Regions from separate parts of the Homo sapiens genome. Here all the other regions are linked to region 1. A link is a loop called in an ENCODE intact Hi-C map of the cell type or tissue named here. Cell type or tissue: endothelial cell of umbilical vein. All regions are shown on one strand. Region 1 overlaps COPS8-DT (COPS8 divergent transcript). Region 2 overlaps AGAP1 (ArfGAP with GTPase domain, ankyrin repeat and PH domain 1). Region 3 has its middle 45 kb from the start of ASB18. Region 4 overlaps DRC11 (dynein regulatory complex subunit 11). Region 5 overlaps DRC11 (dynein regulatory complex subunit 11). Region 6 overlaps GBX2-AS1 (GBX2 and ASB18 antisense RNA 1).

Region 1 (4,000 bases):
TGCACTCCAGCCTGGGCGACAGATCCAGACTCCATCTCAAAAAAAAAAAAAAAAAAAAAAAAGATGGACAAAACAGACTCTTTGTAGCAATAAGATAACCTGACTCTAATGTACCATCACATGACAGATAGCAGGCACTGAAAGAAATCAAAGCATTTTACCCCAAAATATATTCCTTTGACATATTTTTAATAGCCCTGGAAAGCTGTCTCATGTGGGGAAAACCTACACTCTATACAGAATCATCTCCCCTTTTCAGATCTTTTTCTGATCCAGGAGAGAATTAACTAAGAGTTTGCACCTTTTAAGGCCTAATAAGAGACATATACCATCTATTCTCCACAATAAGAACCTTGATCTCCACAGCTCCTTATCTTAACCTGGATACTGCTTTCTATTGATTCCAGGTCTTTAGATAATATAATAACCAATTGCCAATCAGAAAATCTTTTCATCTATCTATGACCTATAAGCACACCCCCACCGTGCTTTGAGTTGTCCCACCTTTCCAGACCAAACAAATGCATATCTTACCTGTATTGATCGATATCTTATGTTTTTCTAAAATGTATAAAACCCAACCACTTTGGGCCCATGTTCTCAGGACCTCCTGGGGCTGTGTCACAGGTCATGATTCCTCACATTTGGCTCAGAATGAATCGCTTCAAATATTTTACACAGTTTGACTCTTTTTCATCAGCAACATTTTGTGTACCCTTCCCCCAGAATATCGCAGAAATCCTGCTGGGGAAGGGTACAATGAATCCTACCAACAACCATATAAGTGATCTTGGAATGGGATCCTTCCCCAGTTGAGCCTTGAGATGAGACCACAGCCCCAGACAACACCTTAATCACAGCCTCATGAGTGACCCTGATAGAGAGAACACAACTAAGCTACACAAGGATTCCTGAGCCACAAAAAGCATGAGATAACCCATGTCTGTTGTATTAATCTGCTAAGTTTTGGGATTGATATGTAATCTTAATTGATAAAGAAATAGACTAGTAAATTCTAGAAAACCCCAAGAGAACTAAAGGAATTCCTCAAGGCAATATGGTTCACTCTAGTGTGAGGGCTGAGTGTATTTGCCGCTGTATCCCAGCACTTAGTGAAGTGTCTGGCACTCAGTAGGTGCTTAATAAGAAAATGGCTCCTGGAAAGAGAAGAACAGACCTGGGTGGGAATGAGTAGAACTTGGAATGGGGAAGTAGGCAGAGTGGATCCCAGTGTGGAGTCCATTTGAAATTGAAAGGGTTATCAGGAAGAACATGGATTCACAGTGTGGCCTCAGATATTCTGCTGTGACTGGGTATAAAGCCATTTCCAGGCTGTCTCTGGCACTGATCCCCAGGAGTTTGGACATAACTGGGGTGAACACTCATTGGTGCTGTGGGGCCTCCTCAATCTGTGCAGTGCTGCTGAGAACATGGGCTTTGGAGTCAGAGAGCCCTGAGTTTAAATCCCTGAGACTTGTGTGACCTTGGGTTAGTTATCTGACTTCTCTGAACCTCGGTTCTTCATTTGGTGTCATGAGTATTGCAGATGAATCAAATGAGGTAGCTTAATAAATGGTCATTCAAATCCAGCCGAATCCAGTTTAAAAAGCATCCTCAACTCTTATCAGACAGGTACCTCCCAGGACATGCAACAGCCTCAAGCTGGTTCCTGTCGGCCCCTCCTATGGCCATGGAAGTTTTCTATAGAGGCCAGGGACTCAGTACCCCTGGGGCTCACACACCCCTTTGAGAAGGCCATGAACGCTGTGTAAAGTTATGATGAACAAAAAGTCTATTTCCCCGGGAACCTGCAGTAGAAGCGCCTGGCGTTTCTGTAGGGACCGGACTGTGCTCCCTGCAGAACGCCCTTCCTAGCGCAAAGACCTAGCGGTGCCCAGAGGAAAGCCTTCCTGATACCTTCCCCTCCTACTCTCCCGGGAACTTCATCCAGTTTTTCCACGGATGCTTCGGGCTGATCACGACCTTTCTCCCAGCCTCACGGACAAGGACGAGGTCCACTCGGATTGGACAACCTGATTCAGGATGGAGCCAAGAAGGGGATGCAGCGCGAGGAAGCCTGTCAAGACTTAGACAAACATACAGCACCTGGAAAGGGACTCCCCGAAAGCACACTTAAAGGGACTGCCACTTAAAAAGTAATTTTTGGGGAAAGAAAAAATAAAGAGAGGAGGAAAAGTTAGGCCCAACCCAAGGCCTGTCCGCTTTCCCTCAGCCAGTGGGAAATTAAGGATCCTGCATGGTGCCACAGCGCCCCCTGGTGGGAAAGACTGAGATTGCACTGAAGATCTCCAGACATCCATGTCTGGCTTTACCCTCTCACCTCTACTTGGGAGGGAAGAACATTGGAAATTATTTCCCAAGACTGCATTCCCTCAAGTTAAGTATAATGCTTGATTTCCACTATCAAAGGTAAAAAAGACATGTCTTAAAACCCTGTGTGAATAAGGTCGTGGGACATCCCAACCTAGCATTCCTATAATTAACAAAAATCACCATTTATTTGCCCACGTCCTGAGCCAAGAATAATCTAACGCAATGCTTAAGACAGCCTTACCATGCAGCCTGTCTGTTAACCATAGTTTTACAGGTGCAGGCATAGACTCGGAGAGGGGCTATGGCCTTGCTCAAGGTCACGCGGTCAGTGCCAGGATTCTCAAGCCTGGGCTCTCAAACGCATCGCTATTAACTGCCTAGGAAAAACATGACCGTCTCTGCTTGGTTCCCTCAAAATACATGATTAATTCTTTTTGATTCCCAACATTGTTATGTTTCTTTTCTCACTGAATATTGACTTTCCATTAAGCAACTCCAAAGCCTAGTTTTTCTAAGAAAGTATAAGTCATCCCTTTGAGAAAGCTTACTGATCACATACTGTTTTCAAGGTGGCTGGGCTAGGCACTGTGGGAAAAGTCCACTGGCGGGAGGCTCCCAATAACCTAAGGTGACTTTGGTGACTCTGACATAAGGCTACGCTGAGATGCTCCAAGCTTTGAAATCAATGTGTGTCGCTAGTATAAGAACTGGATTAGGCTTGGGGGGTCACTGTGATACAGACGGGCTTGGGTGCAAAGTGTACTTGGAGTTGGAGAGCTCTGAGTAAGCAGAAGGCAGGAGAGGGGAGGGACGGGCAATGCTCAGGATTAGGGCCCCTGATCAAGCACACGGGACGTGGCAACCACAAGAAATCTGGGGCAAATAATTTGGTAGCAGCCTTCATTTTAGCACAGAAATGCCGACAAGTTTCTTCTTGCACGCCCACTCTGATCTTTTGGTAGAAGCAGGCTGAAGTTATTTGTTGGGAGGACTCTGAAGCCATGCCCAGGCTCCACGGGAAAGTCAGCTGTGATTGACTAGAAGAGAGCTGCCTGCACACAAGAAAACTATGCAAAAAGGCTGGGCGTGGAGGAAATGACCTAACACAACAGGAGAAAATCCGAGAGAACGAGATAAGAGTACTAGAGCCTGAACCCAGTGGGAATGGATAGGGTTCTGAGTGATTCTGTGGGCATGGAAGAATGTGGAAGATAGAAGTAATCAGCATAAACAAGTAGGAAGTATTGCAGGACAGAAAACAGATGTCTCAGGCAGACAGATGATACTGGGGAGGGCAACTATAAAGAGAGAAGGGGACTCCTTGGAGGTCAACATGGCTGTCCTGTCCCTGGCTCTCCTGGCCCGGCCCCTGAACTGAGATCCAGGAGAGCAAGTTATGAGGGGAGAGCAGCATCTGGACATGCTTTTGTCCTCTTTGTCAGAATTGCCATGGGAGCTGAAAGCATCTGCCCAGCTGATATGCTTTGGATCTGTCCCGCCAAATCTCATGTCTGATTGTAATCCCCAGTGTTGGAAGTGGGGCCTGGTGGGAGGTGGTTGGATCACAGGGGTGGATTTCTCATGAATGGTTTAGCACCATTGCCTTGGTGGTGTTCTCGCGATAGTGAGTGAGTTCTCCTGAGATCTGGGTGTTTAAAAGTGTGTG
Region 2 (4,000 bases), 1.3 Mb before region 1:
CGTCTGCCTCTGGGAGCAGAAACCGTTGTTTCACCAGCAAATTACGCTGGCTGTACTCGCCATGTCCTGTTGCCATAGAGGACGAGTCACAGCTGTCTCACCTGCACCCCTCCAATCGCCTTCTCAGAATCCGACGCTGGTCCTAAGTGCCTTCAGCTGTCACCTGAGCACGTTCAAGCCTCCTGCCCAGCACCTTCCTAGAGCACCGCCATTGGCATAAGGACTAGGTAGGCAGATGTCCTGATAAAGGTGCACGCTCAAGTGTTTGAGACGTTAACGAATGATGGCTGTGATGTAATTGACTCAGTTGACACATACAGAGATAGAACAAATATGGCAAAGGACTTGTATTTATTGGATATTAGTGGGTTTATGGGGTTTATCTGTTGTATGTTACATTTTCTGTACCTTTGAAATGTTTGTAGTGGTTGGAAGGAGGGGACTTCCTTGGCCCCTCCTGGCTCTGCCCTGAGCCCGCTGCCCTCACCCTCTGCCTCAGACCTGGGCGATCTCATATCTGTGTGTTTCACCGAGGCACTCACATTTCTGGCCACTGAGACCCTTTCTCTGAGCTTGAGACTTAAATATCAGCTGTGTCCTTGACATCACACCTGGGCCCCAGCTGGGTGGCCCCTCTGTCCCTGGCTCAGGTTAGACCCCTGGGCCACTCTGACTCCCCTCCCTTCCTCCCTGTGGCTGCTTGAGCACCAGGTTGTATTGGTTCATGTACCTTGTACGACCCTTGCCATCAGAGCCCTGGCCCCAGCCACCATCGCCCCGCCTGGGTTTCCTTCTGCACTTTCCACTTTGGGTATCCACCCATTTCCCCCAGTTCTTTGACCAGTGCAGCCAGCAGGGAATTTTATTTCACGTCTAATCAGACAGCATCTCTTTAGTGTCTTTCTCAGACCACCACTGTGCTGTGGGTCCTGAGAGCCAGAAGGTTCTTCGAGGTTCTTAAGAGTCCCTGTCCTCATGCTTCCTGCTCCGTGCTCTTCCTCCTGCCCCAGGCCCCTCACTCACTCGCTCCTTATCTGTGAGCATAGAGCTCCAGCTTCTGGCTTCCCAGGGAGTGTTTCTTCCCCCTCTCCTCCCTAGTTCAGTTCTGAGGTCGGAATTCCCGGCTACCATGTGGCTCCCCTGACTGGAGACGCAGTGCCAGGGTCCTCATCTGGGAAACTGGTGATGATAGAGGTCCTGCCAGTGCTTGGAGCAGGGCCCCACACAAGGTAGGACTCAGCATGGCCTGGAGATGACGGTGGCCTCTGATGGCTGTGTTCTTGGTCTAGACTGTAAACCCCATGGGATCAGGAACAACCACATCTAGACCCTCATATTAGGGATGCCAGCCCGGGCACCACATCTTTGTCACCTGCATCTCTGTGGCCTCTCCAGCCCCGTGGCAGTCCTCACTGCAGGAGGCTGGCACCCTCTCTGTGCCTCACATGGATCAACTGACTTCCCTCACCAACCCCAAGAAGCATATCCTGTGTGTATGTTTTACAGATAAGGAAACTGAGCCACAAAAGGGCCAGGTAACTTGGTAAAGATCATGCAGGTCATAAATTGCCTCACTGAGCTGGGAACCCAGGCAGTCAGCTTCGGCGCTCCCCACCCCTGTTAGGCAACCTATGAACATTTACCAAGAACACAGACTCATCTGCAAGGAAGCCTCAGTAACTTGATGAGGAGCAGCTAGAAGACTCGAGGGAGAAAAATCCTTGTAGACACATCAGTGGATTCAGGTGACTTGTGTTATTTTTAAAATACAGCCTCGCCAAGATACAATTCACACAGTCTCCAACCTAACGATTTAGCTCTGCTTTTAAGACTGTGTTGGGTTTGACTTTTTTTGAGGGGCCTCGGCCACTCTTGGGTTGTTTGTAATCTAAAAATAATTGGGGATGAATATTGGTTACATTTCATCCCGTAGGACCTTAGTCTGTCTGGTCACCACTTACCCCTCCAGGCTCTTCGAATGCCATATTTGGCTATGTGAGAATTTGTCAGAGCTCAGCTCAGCACTCAGAACCCGCTGGCTCTCCGGGTTCTGCCCTTCAGCTCTGCGAGTCCAGAGCCCAAGCTGCTCCTTGGAAAAGCGGAGGCCACTAGATGGCAGTACCGCCCTGGCTAGAGGTGCCCTTGGGGCTGAGGCTCAGACATCCCTGCCCCTGGTTTCCTTCAGGTGAGATCATCAGTAACCTACAGGCTTTGCAGACTGAAGGTGAAAACCAGTTAATGTGCTACATCCATTTTAATTTGAAAGATACAATGAATTAAATTAGGCATAAAGTGAATGTGATAGGAAACTGGAAGCTCATGGCTGAAGCCTGGACCGCTGTCAGAACTGTGCAGCCTAAAGCCGGGACCCCTGGTAGCTGCTTTGTAAAGGGCAGCAGCAGCAAAATCCTCACCACTCGTGCTTGGAATGTACGCTGCAAAGTTTGTACTTAACAGCAAATGGCATAAATAGCCTCTATTCCATTAAAGAATTGGACTGCACAATCTCCTTAGAGAAAATTTGATGAAGCGGTTCATGCAAGACCTGGAGTGATGGTATCACCACGTTAGCCTAAAAGAGTGTTTGAAATAGGAGGTGACATTCCTGGGGGGGGCTGCCCCTCCCACCTCCACCCCTACCTCCTGTTTTCACCATTTCTTGATACAGTGGTGCCTAATTTTATTTCAAGAAGAAGATAGTTTGTTGCTTTTTTTCTTTTTTTACAGCTTTAAAAAATAAGTTGAGGAATTTAGGTTTAAGAAAATTAATAGCTACAGGTAACTGCAAAAGATATCATTGGCAGATGCAGCAAAATATATATATATGTATTTCCACAGAAAATTGGATTCTGCCCATAAAACTTAGTAATACTAATAAAGACAGGTCATTACCAGTTTTAAGCCAAGTAAGCAAACTCAAAGAGATCTTCTGTCAGTGTGATTCTTGGTGGTTTTTTATTTTTTTGGAGAAGTGTAAATCAGCTTTAGTGCAGCAAGCACACCACAGATTTGCTGAAATCATTCCTGCCCCTTCTGACGGTGGGTAGAGTTGCTCGGCCAAGTAATTTACAGTGCTGTGGCAAGGTATGTTTATATTTAAGCTGTGCAACGGTGTAGCTAATGAGAAAGATAAGAAATTTATAGTCCTTGGTGATTGATAGGATTACTGCCTAGGCATTAATTGAAATCTGAGGGATCACAGCTGTGGGTTTAAGTTGGGGGAAAAATTACTTCAAGTAAAGGAAAACTTTTAGATTTGCTTCTGAACATTTTGAAGATAGTTCTCCCGCTGACAGTCTGGTTGGTGGTAGAAACAGTTGATCCTGGCCGAGGCTGGGGTAATTATACTGAGATAATGATGGTATCTGCTGTGTAGCCTCTTCAAGGTAGGTGGTTTATAAGTGTGGGAAAAAAAATTAAATACTGTGGGGTTTTTAAATGGCTTTAAAATTTTACATGTATAAGAATAAAATTCTCTGCAGCCACTCTTTGCTAAATATTCTCTGGACAATTATTTAAGACATTTTAAAAAAAGAAACCCAAACTAATAATGACAGAGGCAAACCTGTGATATTAGTCATTGCCTTAAAATTTCCACTGATTATATTTAATCTGGGTATGTCTAAAGTAATCTTACAGACCTTTCCCTACCTGTCATTTTTTAAATGTACCATTCTTGTTGAAGCTCAGTCTTGTGAAAATGTCTAAATTTTCCCATTAAGTGCTTAAAAAGTAATAAAACTAAAGTCATTAGACTTCACTCATCAGAGCTATATTGGGAGAAATATTCTTTGGTGCAATAAATCTGTCCAGGGGTTCGACATTCATATCCCTTGGATTCATTCCCTGGAAATGGACGTTTGAAGGTAAATTGCTTAAGTAGGGCAGTTTAAATTTTTAATACAATCTTATTGTAACTGTTATCACATGATTAAAGTGCAAAGGGGCCTTAGATGTTTTGTAAGATTTATAATAAATGCTCTATGATGCCTTTTCTGTG
Region 3 (4,000 bases), 760 kb before region 1:
GGGTGATGGCGGGGGTGTCCTCTAGGATCATCTAAGGCAGGGGGTGTGAGGATGCCAGACTCTTGCAGCAACATTCTATGGAGCTGCCTTTCAGAAATGTTCATCCCACCGGTGTTGAGGGTGTGGAATTAAAATCTGATGGAAGCATTTTCTCTACTCTCAATGTATTTGGAATTCATTTCAGCTTTTCCCTGACAATAGCTTCCCTGCTGCTTTCTTCTTCCCTTTTGTGTCTGGGTGTGGCTGGGAGGTCCTGGGGCCTTTTAAATGCACAGTGACACAGGTGTCCTCATATGCTTGCGGGGGCACAAGCATCGTGGTGTGCTTGCAGTGACACAAGCGTCCTCGTGTGCTTGCAGTGACACAAGCGTCCTCGTGTGCTTGCAGTGACGCAGGCGTCCTCGTGTGCTTGCAGTGACGCAGGCGTCCTCGTGTGCTTGCAGTGACGCAGGCGTCCTCATGCGCTTGCAATGATACAGACATCGTGCTGTGCTTGCTTTGCCAACTGAAAAGTGACCTGGGAGAGGGTGGAACCAGTCAGTGTCTGGGTTCCTCTGAAGGCATTTGCAGACACTGACAATTCAGAAAATGTCTCCAACCAGGCCTTGCTTCTCTCAGTGTGGAACACACCTGCCTTTGGGCAGTTCCTCTGATGGCAGGAATGATTGACAGGCATCCTCTGCTGGGGGTGTCCATCATCCAGGAGACCCCCCTTGGAGGGCTGGCAGGAGGCCGTGTCCCCTGGTCTGTGATTTTTATTCTTCACATCACCTTCTGTGTGTGTGAGCCTCCATGCAGCTGTGCCACTTTCGGGAACATACCCAGTAGACACAGATGCAGCAATGCACAGAGATCTCTGTGTGGGGATACTCGTGGTACAGTTGTGAGTGGCCCAGATGGGCAGCTGTGGCAGCTCACGCTAGCGCTGCTGTGTGATAGTGAGCCCTCTGTGGCCAGTGTGGGGGCTCTGCCTTCCATCCAGAAGGAATGTGCAGCATTTGTCCTTCTGTGCTTGGCTAATTCCACTTAACATGGTATCCTCTAGGCTCATCCATGTTGTTGAAAAGGAATTCATTGAGTTTTATGGTGGAATAGTATTCCATCTGTGTATATACCACATTCTTTTAATCCATCCCTCCATAGATGGACGCTAGGGTTGATACCATATCTTGACTATTGTGAATAGTGCTGCAGTGAACACAGGAGGGCAGGTATTGGACCACCACACTGTGCCCCATAAATATGCACAATTATTATCCAACAGTTAAAATAAAACTTAAAGCAATGAAACAACAACAAGAAAAAAGGAACACGTGCTTCTGCTGCAGGGGAGCTGTGAGTGGGAGCCTCCAGCTGTTGGGAGCTCTGGGGTCCACCTTTAAGCCAAAGTCTTTCTCTTCCTTTCCGGGCAGCACCTGGCAGGTGATGAGAAGCCAAGAGAAAAGGTTAATGGCTGATGACCAGGTGAGACCCACAAGAGAGGCATCAGAATACACGTGTTACCTGCGCTGTGCGTTTCCTATAGGACATAAGCAGCCGCACAGTGGCCGAGAACTCCCTCGCGGCGGCTCCCTGCTCCAGGCACTCCCCGAGGTTGTGCTGTGCCCTGGCCCTGTCAGTCCACACTTCAGAACCACACCGTGCATCACAAGGTCGATAGCTACTGGAGCCTTGCACAAAATCGGCCCAGTGAAAATGTTCATTAAATGAGTGTTTCTTTCAGTCCTAATTACCCTTCCTTCCCTTTCTACCAAGTCTAGCCCATCCCGAGAGGTTCCAGGGTCCCAAGGAAGAGACATCCCGTTTACTCACAGAGACATCCTGTTTACTCACAGGTGGTCATTGCCTGTGAGCATTTGCAGAGTGGGTGGGAAGGCAGGGGCAGGAGGAGGTGTGGAGGCCCCCCAGGCAGGCTCAAAACGGACATTCTTTAAATATTTGTCCAACATTTACTTACTGGAAATGGCGAATAGCTTATTTCCTGTTAGCAAATAAATATACTCATCCACAAAATGACACGTCTCCATCTTTATATTTAGAATAAGAGATTTCTGACACGCATGGGTCATCCTAGAGCATGTTCTTAACCTGGAATTGATGGAGAGCAGTGCTTGCAAGTCTCCACTTGAGGGCACTGTGACCCCAGTGTTGTGTTGGTGTCCCTTTCAACTGGACCCCGGGCAGGTGCCCGACGGTCCACCTCCTCATCCAGCTCTCACCGTGCTCCTGGAGGACGGAGGGATGTTTCCAGCCTCACCAAGGAGGGAGGCCTTGAGCTGAGTGACTGGCATCTCTGCTTGGGCACCCTTGGCCACCGGAGGAGCAATCTTGGTGAGAAGAGCTGGTGCCAATCCCTCCTGGGGTGGCAAGCTCTCTGGTGCTGCCTGTGCACCCGTGCCTGCCCGCAGTTTGATCAGTGATGGGTGTGGGAGAGGCTGGGTCCACCTTCCTCACAAAGAAAAGGGTGTAGGGCAGCCTGGCCACCAGCAAGGTCACTGCTAAGCCTAGGAGGACAGGCCCATGAAGCAGCAGTGGGGATCCTTTGCTGTCTGGTTGCCACCTTTGCCTTGGTTGACCTGGGAAAGATCTACACTCCTCCCTTTCCTGGGCCCAGGAGAAAAGGCAGGAGCTGGCTTCACCAAGGCCCAAGGTATCCCAAATCCAGATGCTAAGCATTTGGAGGATGGCACAGAAACATCTGCAGAAGAAACTCAGCCCTGGCAGTCCAGAAGTTCCTCCCCAACTGGACACGGCACTACTGTGCCCCAGGGACATACAGGGAGCCTTGATGGTTCCAGTTTCATCAACTCATTATTATCAGCATTATTTAATCCTGGTAGTGCCATAATCCTTTCCCCTGTGTATGTGTGAGTATGTATCATGCAAGATTCAAAGTCACTTGATGTCATGAGGAAAATAAAGACTCTCTGCATAGAGCAGAAATAATTTGCACGACCAACTTGGGGTTGAGTGTTCTCAAATGAACTCCAGTGGTCCCTGGGCTTTCAGAGGGCCAGACAGGCACCACTGTCGAAGGGCTGCGTAACAAAAGGCCCTGGCTGGGTGCATTATAATTTGCTCCAACCAGTTCCAAAGTACTCAGATTTCCAGTGATGTGAAGAGAAATACTAATGTCACAGGACGTGGGCATTGTGCCTCATATAAATACACACACAAAAGCTAGGCGAGGGTATTTTGGATGTCTTGTTGGGGAGGATGTAATTAAGCTTCCCTTAGAGAATGCTTTGAAGTCTGTGGCTCACTGTTTTATATAAAAGTAACCTCCCCATTCACCGATCTGTCAGTTGTAGAATTCTAGCCAATTGGGAAAGTTGCTGAGGGAGAATCAATTAGTTTCCACTTGGAGTAAAATCTATCTTTCAAGAGGGAGCTATCATGCCTGCTCTGGCTGTTTGAGTCAAGCGCCAACCAATCTCACCTCTGGGGACGACACACTGTGCTCAGGGAGCCTTGGGGGTCCCTTGGCCAAGTGCAGGTCTCTGCACAGCCCCCAGGTGTGTGCCGTGGGGAGGCATCGGTTTCTAGCTGGTATCAGCTTCCGCCAAGGCCTCACTGCCTCTCAATGAGATCTCCCCACCCTTCTGAGCCCCATATACACTCGAGCCTGGCCAGCAGGGCAAGCGCCACACCTGGGTGGGTTGTGTTGGAGGTAGCAGGTGGTGGTGCTCACTCCACAGGGTTGGAGGCAGCAGGCAGAGCTCAAGCTCCCTGTGAGCTCAGGAATCTGCTGGCAGTCTTGTGTCTACCAGTTTCTCCCGATCCCAGGGAAGAGGCTCAAAGTGGGGCCTTGCTCCTGTGTCTTATCAAGAGTGAGCCTTGTCCTTCACCTTCCCTATCTCATTCTGGTCACATTTCTCCAGACGTGGCCAGAACTGACCTTGCTCTGCATCCAGTATTCCTGTTTTCTTAGGATCCTGGAGGTCTGCTGGTTACTGTGGTAGCAGAGGGTGGTCCCAGTGAAGCAGTTATCGGGATACTA
Region 4 (4,000 bases), 730 kb before region 1:
GTCCTCCTTTTCCTGTCCGCAACAGTGTCCCTGCGCCCGGGAAGTTTGGCTTCCATGCTCGGGTGGCGTCACTGATCTTCGCCATGCCCCAATCCCCGGGTGAGCTTCCTGCCTCTTATTGCGGGAGGGGCCTCACCCAAAGGCAGAGGGGCCGGAGGGTGCATTCAGTCACTGGATTTTCAAGGGGATTTCCCGGAGTCCCTCAACCCCAGGGCAAGGTCGGCCCTGCTGCCTGTATGGCACCCGTAGCTGGTGGAGTGCCAGCCTCCTGGATGTTCTTCTCTGTGCCTCTGTGCCCTTGGGATCAGGGCAGCCTTTGGGACAGAGGCCGGGGCAGGTGGGAGGAAGGACTAGGCTCCCTAGGTGGCTGAGTGATGCAATGAGGAGCAGGTTACGATGCCTCCTGGGCTCCTCTCACCTGTGGATGCCTCTGCTGCCCTTGGCTTTTGGTCACCTTCAGAATGTGGACGTCCAATGCTCATGGCCACCTGGGGCCCTGGTGGCAGAGGATCTTGGGTGAGACACAGAGTCTCAGAGGCTGGGAAGGACAGCAGGACTGGCCCAGTCATGGCTCTGGAGACGCAGGAAGGCAGCAGGAACTCTGCAGCCCTGCTCCCTGAGGGGCAGGCCCCGCAATGCCATCACTGCACGGTGCAGGCCGAGTGGAGCTGGAGTTCCGTGTAGAGCTGGGCATGCACACGCAATGGTTTCCTCCCCCGCTCCTCTCCTGCTGCAGCATTGGAGCTGGGGGTGGAAATACTGGGGGTGGGAGGTGGAGGATGGCATTCATGCCTCTTGCAGCTCTGAGTCTGGGGTGGCTCAGGTCCCCTCGCCGGCCTTGCAGATGCTCAGGAAGCCAGGGTGCCCTTTGGCTTGCAGTCCCCTAGGACTTATCCCAGGGTGTGACTCCTGGTCCTCAGTGCAGTTGACCTCCCCAACACACGACGGACTCCTCTAATGGGAAGTGAACAGAGAAAACGTCCAGTTCATCCACAGCAAAGACCATGCCTCCAGTGGCCTTCATTTCCTACAGGGACAAAGCTAGGCATGGGCAGGGTTTGCGGGAATCGGGGATGGTGCTGAGAGGTTCGCTCTGTGTCAGGAGCACAAGGGCTGATTCAAGGCAGGGTTCCGCAGGCTCGGCTGCTTCTTCACGGCTTTCAGCTCCCTCCTCAGCGCGCCTCCTTCCCCTCACATCCACTCCCTTTATGCGAGGGTGTCTACAGGGTATATTTCATTCCCTGCCTCCAGCTTTCTCTCAGAGGCCCCCTCTCAGCGCTCCTTCCCCAGTGCTCCTCTGGCTCTCTCAGGAGGAACATTCCCGTTCCCCTTGCTCTCCCAGACTCAGATGTGCAGTGAGCAGGCAGCCGCAAGCACTGATGGCAAGCCCAGGGCACTGTGGGAGAATGCAGGGGGCTGCATGAACTCAGAGGCCGTGCGGGCTGAAATGCTTTCATTTAATAGTAAAGGAAGCGGAGGCTCAGAGAGGTTAAGTTACTTGTTTAAGGACACACAGCCAGCTGTGTGAATGCTGTTCACTGCTGGCCTGAGTTCCAGGCCAGTGTCTTCCACTCCCCAGGCTTATGTCTGGTGGGAGAGGGAGTAGCCCCTGCCCATGAATGAGCCAGGTTTCTGATAACTCCAGGTGTGTGACACGTGAGACGAAACACTGCCCTGCATTTCTCTTAGACGTGGGACCTGGTGGAGAACCCGGTCATTCCTGCCATCCATTTTGCATACCTACTTGTGGACCTTTTCAAGTTTTTCTGCAATGCAGCAACTTCGCCAGCAGAGGGAGTGAACTACAAGAGTCCCAGATTAAATAATAAATGAGTTCTCTGAAGACTTTCTGAAATGACAGGGCAATCAAGGCTCATTTGGGGAAGAAAAGATTGAGCTTCCACTCTTTATCCAAATCATCTCTACCTGCGAAAAGTGATGTATAATACATAAGGATCAAAAGTGATTAAAATCCTTATGAATTTAATCAGAAATTCACAGTTAACCACTATTTGCTTTGGTGCAAATTGATGTGGAATAACAATCTCGTGTATCTGCACATTTTTTTTAACTTGTGGGAAATTTGCTGGTGATTTGTGGGGGGAAGTGGTGGAGGAGGGGGACCATTGAAAGGAGAGAAAAGAAGGAAGGAAGCAATTGAAAAAGGACTCCCTGGAGGCCCGAATGTGGTGCACTTAGCAGTTCTGCTGAGGGTCTTTGTTCATCAATTGTGGGCCTTTTGCTATTTATTATGATGAACAATAGGAAATCCTAATAATAACTCCTATGTGTGCCATTTGCTTTAACTGAGCAGAGTTCTCTAAATTGTTTCTTACCTCTGAATCGTATGTTTGGGTGGAAAATCCCTCTCCCCTTTCTTCCACACTTTCTTTCCTTCTAAACTATGTCTCATAAAGTCAGACCACAGAACCCTTTCAAATACAGTTAGGGCAGACAGAGACCACTACAGAGAGCCCCAGTGTTTCCTTCCTCGCTTGAAAAGGCAAGACCTTCTCAAAAAGTAGAGGTAGGCCTTGGTAAGGGCCTCCTTTGGAGGAAAGAAAAGGCAAAAGTAAGGCATGAGAAAGTCCTCACCATCTTTTCTGCGTTGGGAACTTTTTTGTAGAAGGTTTTTTCTGTGTCTTCAATCCACACCACGGAGGGCTGGAGCTGTCGAGCCACCTGCAGAGGAAAAGGCAGGGCCCTGGTTGTAAATGCACTTCCCTCTCAGGTGTGCAGAGCCCTGGTTGTAAATGCGCTTCCTTCTGGGGTGTGCAGAGCCCTGGTTGTAACTGTGCTTCCCTCTGGGGTGTGCAGAGCCCTGGCTGTGAACGTGCTTCCCTCTGGGGTGTGCAGAGCCCTGGTTGTAAATGCGCTTCCCTCTCAGGTGTGCAGAGCCCTGGTTATAAACGTGCTTCCCTCTGGGGTGTGCAGAGCCCTGGTTGTAAACGTGCTTCTCTCTGGGGTGTGCAGAGCCCTGGTTGTAAATGTGCTTCCCTCTGGGGTGTGCAGAGCCCTGGTTGTAAATGCGCTTCCCTCTGGGGTGTGCAGAGCCCTGGTTGTAAATGTGCTTCCCTCTGGGGTGTGCAGAGCCCTGGCTGTGAACGTGCTTCCCTCTGGGGTGTGCAGAGCCCTGGTTGTAAACGTGCTTCCCTCTGGGGTGTGCAGAGCCCTGGTTGTAAATGCGCTTCCCTCTGGGGTGTGCAGAGCCCTGGCTGTAAACGCGCTTCCCTCTCAGGTGTGCACCTGCTCTCCCCGTGCGGCTCATCAGCTCTGCTGCACAGGCACAGAAATGTGTTCTGCAGCTACAACCTGCCCCACCACGTCCCTTCCTTCACAGCAGGACAAGTCCCCACCCCCCCCAACCGCTCCTCTGTCAGTCCTGTTCTGACAGGCAGGACAAGCTTGAGGACAAACATTCTGCTCTAGGACCTCAACATCCTCTCAGTTTGGCTTGAAAGAAACCCACAGTTTTCTGCTGAAAATGAATGGAGAACTGGGCCACGAGTTTTAATTACCGCCTCTGGCCGTTCCCGGGTTTATTCAAGTTTGCTTACCATGAGAAAAACCGTTTCAGCACTCGGGCCCCCACGAGGCTATTTGTTCATCTCTGTTTGGCTGTGCCTTTGTGGCCTAGGCTCCCCCTGAAAGGTGGCTCCGAGCCCCTCTGGACAAGCAGGGCCTCGCGACAGAGCTGGGATGGGACTTACCCTGGGCCCATGAATAATTGCTGTACACCTAACAATCTCTTCAAAGCACCCCTGTGATAGCGAAGTTCAGGTATTTTTGCAACAATTTGTGCTTTGTGCGAAATTGTGACAGATAAAAGCCATGGTGAATACAGCGTTATGTACTCCTATTTTTATATTTCTTAAAACATCATTAAGGCAGCAGGCATGATTTTAAACCAAGACAGTCATTCAGTGAGTGATGGAAAAATCGCTAGGGACACTCTACTGTGTCTGCCTCCCTGTCATTATGTACGAAGTGGCAAGTCAGG
Region 5 (4,000 bases), 720 kb before region 1:
AGGCAGGGAGGTGCTGCGGGGCTGCTGTGGGGAGAAGATGAGAGCCCGCAGCGGGGGATAGGCAGGGCAGGATGGGGAGGGCAGGACTGGCCAGCCTCAATGACAGTGGGTTGTGGGTTGCAGGAGGGGTCTCGATGCTAGATGCCCAGTGGATGGTAATGAGGGGGTCAGTGCCAGCTGCCATGAGCCCCTGGGCAGCAGGGCAGGCAGGGAGGGCTGCTGGGGCCAGAGAAGAGGAGAGAGGCAAGGGCAGAAAGGGCCTCCGAGGCCACAGCAATGGCAGTGGACGCCTCAAGAATGGATGGAAGGAATTCTCGAGTAAAGGGGGACAGTAGATGAGGCCGGGAGAGGGTGACAGAGAGCCCGGGGCCACACAGGGAAGACGATGATAGAGGAGGAGGTCCGGGCTGCCAAGGGGCAGCAGCCGTGGATAGAAGGGATGGGTCTGGAGCGATAGCTAGCCTCGAAGCCAGGGGGCCAATGAGCAGGAGGGGGGCGGCCAGCGGTGGCCTGTGCTGGCCAGAGAGTTTGGTAATGAGGAGGTCACTGGTGGCCTTGGCGGGGAGTGGAGGGAACAGAGCCAGGTGACAGGGAGAGCTCCTTCACAAAGACGGGCAGACAGTAAGCCTGGGGAGGACGTGGCGCATGGGGTAGTCAGTGCCCAGGAAATGTCTGGGGATAGCGTGGGCTAGGGACAGAAGGCAGGAGGATGGGCTGGGAGGAGAAGGGCTCATCTTCCTTGCACCACAGACACTGGGGGATAGGGTGGCTGCTGCTGCAGGAAGTGTGCAGGCCAGACAAGAAATGTTGGCAGGCGCATCTGCTGGGAATAAAATCTGCCCTTAGAGTTTGTGGAAAAGCAGTGTTCTTTAGTAAAAATCTCAGAATATACTGAATGGCATAAACAACACCTCTTCTCCCTCCACCTAGAATCAACCGTTGAACACTTCCTGTCCTTACAGATCCTTTACGAAAATGGGATCTTGTTCAACACATACTGCTTTACGGGCTGCCTTGTTCATGTCATATGAAAGTTATTTCTCCGTTATCATTTTAACAGGAAGCACCAGCATTACGGTTCTAATTAATCCCCTGGTTTTGAATGTATAGATGGTTTCCATCTTTTACTACCCCAAATAGTACTTATTTAGGGCACCTGGCTGAGAATTTCCTTAGAATGACTGCCAGGAGAGGCTTCCAGGTGGAGGGGCCTGGACATTCTGTGCGTGTCGTTTTTATGCGTACTGTCACACTGCCCCCCCAGGGGTTCCATCTGTTTACACTCTCCCCAGGAATAAATGAGGGCTCTGGCTCTCTACACTCTTCTCCTCGACAAGTATTAATAGTAAAAAACTCTCTGCCAATTTGCTAATGAAAAATGGTATCCTTTGCTTTTCTAATTTTCATTTAGCTATGAAAAGGCTTCATTTAAATTACCCACAGATAGTTTGAGGTCACGGACAATTACATTAATTAATTCGTAATTGAACTTTCCAGAGTTCTGTCGGGTAGTTCACGTCACCTGCCAGTAGAGGGCTCTTCGCTACTATCAAATATCACTAGAGGGTTTTTGTTGTGTGTCAATTATGAAATAAAGACAAATTTCCACCGTGTGCCTTTTCAAATTCTAGGAAGTTCTAGCAAACAACTAAAGACGTCTCTATCCACATGCATTTTATGGGCTTGATCTTTTGTATTTTCCAAAGAAACACTGTCAAACATTCACCATCAGAATTAGATTCTCAGGGGATAATGGCTCAATTAAAACCTGTTTGTGTTTCGGCATGCATGGGTTATGAAGATGCTCTGCCCAGATGACCCCTGGACGTTTTGGAGGTTCTCTCTGAAAGGATCCTATTTTGCTTGCCAAGGAGAACTGCAGGAAAAAAAACAGCTACTATTTTTTTCAGCTGATGTGTCTCGGCTGAAACTCATTCATTCATTCATTCATCCCACACATATTTACGGAGCATCTGAGAGCTCTGTGGTGGGAAGCAGGGGTGTCTGGGAGTTGGGAGACACGGTCCCTGCCTGTGGAGGGTGCAGCTGCCTGTGTCTGAATGGGTGTCGCTGAGTGAGGTGCTGCGGGGTTAGGGGTTAGGGAGGGTGCAGGGGCGTAAGGCTTATTTGCAGGGGGAGGGGGCTCACTTTCCCATACTGTGGTCACTTGGATTCTGTTTAAATACTTCATATGACATTTTGGCCTGCATTTCCACTATTTAAAAATTACATTTTAAGTTTCTATTTCCTTGTAATACCTTTTATGTACTTGCGGAGGTTACTTCAAGTCCTCACTGCAATTAGCTGGATATAAACCATAGATGATCATCAAAAGAAGGGCAGAGGTATACTAGAATGAGAAGCCTGGCTGGGCTGGTAAACTGAGGCAAAGCAAAGAACTAGAGAGGAGCTGGGATGCAGGGGCTCACAGGAAAGACTGGGCACAGTAACTAGGAGGGGACATGCGTGTATGTCTGTGGTCAATGTGTGTGTGTGTCAATGTATGTGTGTGCATGTGCGTATGTTAGTATGAGGTATGTTAGTGTGCACATGTGTGCGTGTGTGTGTATGAGTTTATGTTAGTGTGTACATGTGTGCATGTGTGTGCATGTGTGTGAGTGTATTAGTGTGCATGTGTGTGTGTGGGGGGCAGGTTGGTGCTAGTAACAGGAACATGTTGATGCAATTAGTGCTTATCCAGACTGTGTTCAATGGGAAGGTGTTGGATGGTGGGGGGCGTCAGGCTTACAAACCACCTGAACTTAACTCTTGAAGCCCCGTCTCCTCCCCAGCCCACTGCCCACCACACTATGGCCAATGAATTCTCGCCAGGTGGAATGGACTCTAGCCAGCTTGGAGAAGCCTGTGTGCAAAGCCATTCTCAACTTCCCAAGGTACCTCCATCGCCCCCACCCCGAGTGTTTCTGGGTTGCCTAAACATTTTGAATGCTCGTGGCATCAAACCCTGGTCCCGCCTTGTCCCCACTGCCTGATACACAACACCTGCGGATGCCACTCTGTGTTTTTGGTGATTGACAGCCTGCAGAGTGTGTTTCCACACCTGACTGACACACAGTGCCCGGGGCCTCCACAGCCTGATGCCCTCCCTGTGTGGGGTGCTCCCTGTCGTCACTGGACAGGTGGAGTGGGACATGTATCCCGGGTCCTGGAGAAGCCTGGCTCTCTTGTTGCCTTCCTCCTGGGAGTCCCCTTCCCACGGCAGCCTCTGACACAGCTGGACCCGGCTACATGGCCCACCCTGGTCTAGGGGCCTTTCTTTTGTGTTCTTTTTTCTCCTTCTTTCTTTGCAGGTGCATGTGTCTGAATTCCGAGAAGTTTCCTATGTGTCGGGGTCTAGGCTCCCTCCCCACCCTGGGCCCCTCCCGGGTGTCTGGTTTGACGTGGCCTCCCAGGACTGACACCGATGTTCCAGGCAGGGGAAACAATGGCAGAGGCCTCGTTGGCCGTACAGACGCCGGCATCCCCACCCACAGTGGGTTTTGATGGACTCTGGGCGCTAGTGAGGTGTCTGTCTGTGTTCCTCACTGTAGCACATGGTCAGTGTGGCCCACTGTGGGGCGGGGAGAGTGGGGAGGCCCTGCCTATGTGGGAGCAGGCTATGTGGGCGCTCTCTGCACTTTCTCCTCCCTTTTGCCAGGAACCGAAAACTGCTCTGAAAAATAGTCTATGTAAAAAAGAAAAGGTTCTGCAGCCTATGTGCATGTCGCTCCTCAGCCTGCAGCTGCGTCCGCACGCAGTGGAAGGTGAGCCTGGCCTCTTCATGGACGACCCACTCAAGACTCAGGGCACTGGCCTCCCACCGTGTCCATACCCGAGGCTGCACTGGAGCCGCTAAATCCTGTGTCCCTCTCCCCATGTCCTTACTCCTCTCTTTCCTCTCCCCCTCCTTTTTGATTAGCCCTGTTTTAGGGGCCAGATGTAGGCCTTGGGTTATCCTTACTGATATTCACCTTGTAAAATGAGACTAACATATGTATTA
Region 6 (4,000 bases), 890 kb before region 1:
CTTTTTAAAGTTTAACTTTATTCTAACCAAAAAAGCTTCACGTTCATTTAATTCCCCATATTCTAAGTTATTTGGAAATTTATACTTTAAAATGAAGTGAACTTTATAATGTAGTTTTACATTATATTTTTAGCTGTCTAACAAGGTTATTTCCTATCTGTAAACATAACTCAAATAAGTACTATAGATTTTATAGTTAATGAGGGAATGGCAGGAAACAGTTTTATTTAAGCCTTCACAATTTTTGAAGTATTAACCTGAAGAGCCTCGTGGGTGTGCAGGGCGCTCAAGCACCCGGAGCGCCCCCTATGCACTGCGTAAGTAATGGCATCCGCAGTGGAGGCTGGCTGGGCTCTGATCCAGGGTAGGACAGGACTGTCCATCCCCAGGGGTCAGAAGGGCTGAGAGGTATGTCCTATAGTTGGACAGGAAAAAGATCTCCAGTTTCTTTTCATTTTAAACATCCAGGCCACCAGAGAAGCCTTTGTCATAAACGATGGGGAAAAAATATCAGACCTCCGTGATTGCTGAAGGTGTAAGAAATACCGTCAGATTTTGGAGGTGATCTTAGAAAATCTGCCTCGGCTTCCTTATAGAATCCATGTAAGGTTCTCCCGGCTCTGCCTCACCCTGAGCAGGTCCCGGAAGGGGATAGATAGGAAGCCGTCGGACGTCTGGGCCTGAGGGTCCTGGGCTGCAGCTGAGGCCACTCCCCATCTGCGGTTCTATTTGCCTAGTGGGCAGGAATCCCCGCTCTCCTCCACCAGCGGCCTGACTGTGTCTCAAAAAGGGGATAATTAATATAGCACGAGTTGATATGGGCACTGGGCACTGAACTCGATCGTGTAGCACACGTGGGCCGGGCGCCTGGCCCAGAGAGGATGCTCAGGAGGGCAGCTGCAGGAGCGAGCACGCTGCAGGGCGCTTGGGGAGCGCGGGCCAGCCAGGGGCGAAAGCCTGTGCTCTCGGAGTGAGAGTAGCCGTGGGAGGGCAGCCTCTGGGCTCCAGATTCTGGGGCATTATTTATTTATTTATTATTAATTGATTAATTAATTTTTGAGACAGAGTCTCACTCTGACACCCAGGCTGGAATGCAGTGGCGCAATCTCGGCCCACTGCAACCTCTGTCTCCTAGGTCCAAGCGATTCTCCTGCCTCAGCCTCCCAAGTAGCTGGAATTACAGGCACGTGCCACCACGCCCGGTTCATTTTTGTATTTTTAGTAGAGACAGGGTTTCGCCATGTTGGCCAGGCTGGTCTCGAACTCCTGACCTCAAGTGATCCACCTGTCTCGGCCTCCCAAAGTGCTGGGATTACAGGCGTGAGGCACCGCGCCCGGCCTCTGGAACATCTAAAAACAGACCAGAGGCCACCCAATGGAACAGGATGCAGTGTGACATTTCACAACATACGACGCCTCTCCTGGGAAGGGAGAGCTCGCGAGCGCCTCTACTGGGTGGGCGCAGCGCCATCCCCATTGCACGAACCGAGACGGAGGTGCGGAGGCCGTGTCTGGCCCTGGAGAGTCCTCCCTCTGTCGTCTGCTCTCAGCACCAAGTCTGGCATCGCCAGGGCGCCAGGCACGGCCTTCCCAGGGAGAAGCCTTTTCTGTCATTTTTGATTATTTTACTTTAAATATGTGTGCAAAACCTTAGCTACATTCTCGTGGGCCAGGGATAGGCAACGCGTGCACCTAGACCTCTTGCTTGCCCCCACACTCCGTCTCCCCAGGGCCACCCCCTCAACCCCCCCATGCCATCAGAGTTTTGAACACCGCTGGAGATGGCGGGGGGGAGGGGGGCGAATTTGGAGGCGGGACCCGAACTGCCGGCCAAGGACCAAGGGCTGGCCTCGCCCTTCGCTCCCACTGGGCACCGTTCTCGCCGCGGGACCTTGCCTTGAGCGCGCCCCCTGCGGGCCGCGGTGGGGATTGGCCCCTTGGAAAGAGGGAAATAGGCTGCGCGCGCCGGGGCGGGAGAGGCGCTGCCTCCAGTCCTCCCGGGTGGGGGTCTCCCCTCCGAGATCCCCGAGGGAACCCGTCCCGTGCACTACCGGATTTCCGGTCTCTGACCAGCTGGGGCTTCATTTCTACGCGTGCTTTTACTGCTCTCCTCCTCCTCCGGCGGTTTTTTTTTTTTTTTTTTTTTTTTGAAAGGAGCAAACATCCCCAGCTTTAATGCGGCCCAATTATCTCGTTTGCACGACTTAAAATGTTTCTCTTTAACTCATTTCAATCTAGTAAATATGCTTCAGCAAGTAGCTAATTTCTCAGGGATGGCTTCGCCTCGCCATTTGCATATAAAGCGCGTCGGGGCCCGGCCCCTTCTCCGAGTGCGCGAGTCCCTTCTTCCGGTGCGCGGGTGGCAGGCAGCCAGGCCTCCTAGTCCAGGGAGGTCGCCTAGGTTTGGCCTAGGGAAGGCGGAGTCTGGGGTCCGCGACAGTGCCTGGGGACCAGGGTGGCAGGGAGGGCAGGGAAACTTGGGCCGGGGAGGGACCAGGACCTTCTGAGCCCCCCAACTCCCCCGCCTCCCCGGCCTCCGCCGTCCCTTATTCCGAGGAGGGGCGCCCGTGGGGTAACACGTTGGCGCGAGGGTCGGGGGCGCATTTATCCTTAAGTGCGTTTATTAAATCGCGTCTGGAGATGGATGGACGTGGATACAGGAGAGGAAATCTCAGGGCTCAGTCGAGCAATCTCCTGGCTTTAAATTCCGAATAAAAGTCTCAAATATTCCCGGGTCATGGGGGCACTGTCTCATTAAAACCACTCTCGTCCTGAAACTGCAATGCAGACATTAAAGTGCAGTATTTTTCAATTAGAGCTGACGAATTCAATCAAAATTCCATAGATTAGGATGAAATGAGGCATGGGTCATTTACAGGGGAATTTAATTGCCGAGCCATTAGACAAATAGTATATTTGCCATTCCCGCGTTATCCATCATTTTCGACATCAATACCGGGGCCGCATCTCCCCGTCCCGCGGCCGCCCGGCGTCGGCTGTAAACACTCCCTTCCCTGTATCTTCTGATTATATCTGATTTCATTTAGGGCCATGGGGGATTATAAATGTTCACGCAATCAAGTTCATTAGGACTTCAAATCGCATTTCTGATTGGGATCGCTCTGCCGCCGTCCTCCCAGCGCCTTTCAAACCCCAGCGCTTGGCTTTCAAAACATCTTTTTGAATTTAAAGCCTCACATCCTTTTGTCTTCCGACGCCCCCTCCCGCCCCACCCCTCCCGGCGGCTGCAAGCTCTTCGGGCCTCCTTCCCGGGGCAACAGCCCTGAACCCCTCTTGCTGCCAGCGGGTCTGGGGAGGGTGGGGCTGGGCTCCGCAGGCTGTCGGAACCCCCTCCCACGCCGCGCAGCCGCGGGGCGCTCGTGTCCCTGAAGCCTGAGCTGGGCGTGGAGGACAGGCCCCGCGTGTTCGCGGATCGCGAGTGGGGGCCAGCCCCGCACCTCCCGTCCCGGCCGGGCGCTGCGGGTAGGGGGAGCGGAGCGGAGGGGGCGCCTCCCACCTTTGAATCTCCTGGCTGAGGGCCTCTGGGCAGCGATTACACCCACCCTTGGGGACTGGTGCTGGGGACCCCTTCCTGGGCTGGTCCCTTTCACTCCAAAGCCCCAGGTGAAGGCGGTAGCCGGTGGAGCAACGCGCTCTTCCTATCAGCAAACCCAAGAAACAAAGGGGGAGGCTCTTCTGGGGAGAGCGCGACAAGAAAGGCTCAAGACATCCCTTCCAGCACAGCTGAAAAATAATAGCTTAATATTAACTGCTTCTCATAAAAATATACTTTCACAGAGACACAGTTACAAGAAGCAAACCCTCATTTTATCCCGTACTTTGTGCTCATGGCTGTTAGCTGCCTCAGTAATTTAATTGGAATGGAACGTGAGAAATGTGTCATTTTTGAAGAATTTATGCATCACTTCCTAGAAATCTCATTGTGTTAACTAGGAGCCTACTGCGTTCTGTTTAGAACCCATAATCACATTTTTATGTG

What was found. Hi-C counts contacts between places; a loop is a spot of excess contacts. Peaks named below come from ENCODE experiments on the same cell type or tissue, not always from the same donor. Only the 100,000 strongest peaks of a DNase experiment are listed, where the experiment ranks them.
Region 2: a loop joins it to region 1, with 15 times the contacts of the local background. A loop is called at or near these places in 43 of 110 quality-filtered maps.
Region 3: it touches region 1 in a loop (17-fold over the local background); 2 of 110 quality-filtered maps call a loop at or near these places.
Region 4: a loop joins it to region 1, with 9 times the contacts of the local background. A loop is called at or near these places in 104 of 110 quality-filtered maps.
Region 5: a loop joins it to region 1, with 8 times the contacts of the local background. A loop is called at or near these places in 104 of 110 quality-filtered maps.
Region 6: it touches region 1 in a loop (8-fold over the local background); 7 of 110 quality-filtered maps call a loop at or near these places.

What each region holds. Positions count from the first base shown.
Region 1 is chr2:237,070,254-237,074,253 of GRCh38, forward strand. The region is part of intron 1 of COPS8-DT (COPS8 divergent transcript); the gene reads right to left. Among named protein-coding and RNA genes, the nearest start is that of COPS8-DT, 14 kb to the right of the region's middle. In endothelial cell of umbilical vein, a CTCF peak has its summit at 2,279 (motif pointing left); DNase peaks (open chromatin) are centred at 2,278 and 3,428; H3K27ac peaks cover 1,279 bases.
Region 2 is chr2:235,777,495-235,781,494 of GRCh38, forward strand. All of the region lies in intron 6 of AGAP1 (ArfGAP with GTPase domain, ankyrin repeat and PH domain 1), which reads left to right. All of the region lies in intron 2 of LOC105373942 (a long non-coding RNA gene), which reads right to left. Among named protein-coding and RNA genes, the nearest start is that of TNRC17, 260 kb to the left of the region's middle. In endothelial cell of umbilical vein, a CTCF peak has its summit at 2,104 (motif pointing right); a DNase peak (open chromatin) is centred at 2,127.
Region 3 is chr2:236,307,614-236,311,613 of GRCh38, forward strand. It overlaps a transcript of DRC11 not described here. Among named protein-coding and RNA genes, the nearest start is that of ASB18, 45 kb to the left of the region's middle. In endothelial cell of umbilical vein, a CTCF peak has its summit at 2,128 (motif pointing right); no DNase peak of the experiment used is centred here.
Region 4 is chr2:236,341,962-236,345,961 of GRCh38, forward strand. It overlaps DRC11 (dynein regulatory complex subunit 11), which reads right to left. Exons shown (of 19, transcript NM_024726.5): 16 at 2,596-2,682. The region is part of intron 1 of LOC105373945 (a long non-coding RNA gene); the gene reads left to right. Among named protein-coding and RNA genes, the nearest start is that of IQCA1-AS1, 47 kb to the right of the region's middle. RefSeq lists enhancers at 1-488, 489-1,403. In endothelial cell of umbilical vein, a CTCF peak has its summit at 1,782 (motif pointing right); a DNase peak (open chromatin) is centred at 1,820.
Region 5 is chr2:236,351,709-236,355,708 of GRCh38, forward strand. All of the region lies in intron 15 of DRC11 (dynein regulatory complex subunit 11), which reads right to left. LOC105373945 (a long non-coding RNA gene) reads left to right here. Exons shown (of 5, transcript XR_007088138.1): 3 at 2,793-3,557; 4 at 3,659-3,764. Among named protein-coding and RNA genes, the nearest start is that of IQCA1-AS1, 37 kb to the right of the region's middle. RefSeq lists enhancers at 1-473, 474-973. In endothelial cell of umbilical vein, a CTCF peak has its summit at 1,516 (motif pointing right); a DNase peak (open chromatin) is centred at 1,593.
Region 6 is chr2:236,176,312-236,180,311 of GRCh38, forward strand. The region is part of intron 1 of GBX2-AS1 (GBX2 and ASB18 antisense RNA 1); the gene reads left to right. Among named protein-coding and RNA genes, the nearest start is that of GBX2, 9.9 kb to the left of the region's middle. RefSeq lists silencers at 1,275-1,569, 1,775-2,069 and enhancers at 3,011-3,528, 3,529-4,000. In endothelial cell of umbilical vein, CTCF peaks have their summits at 325, 1,434 and 1,934 (motif pointing left); DNase peaks (open chromatin) are centred at 1,560, 1,940, 2,960 and 3,940; H3K4me3 peaks cover 2,269 bases; H3K27ac peaks cover 2,523 bases.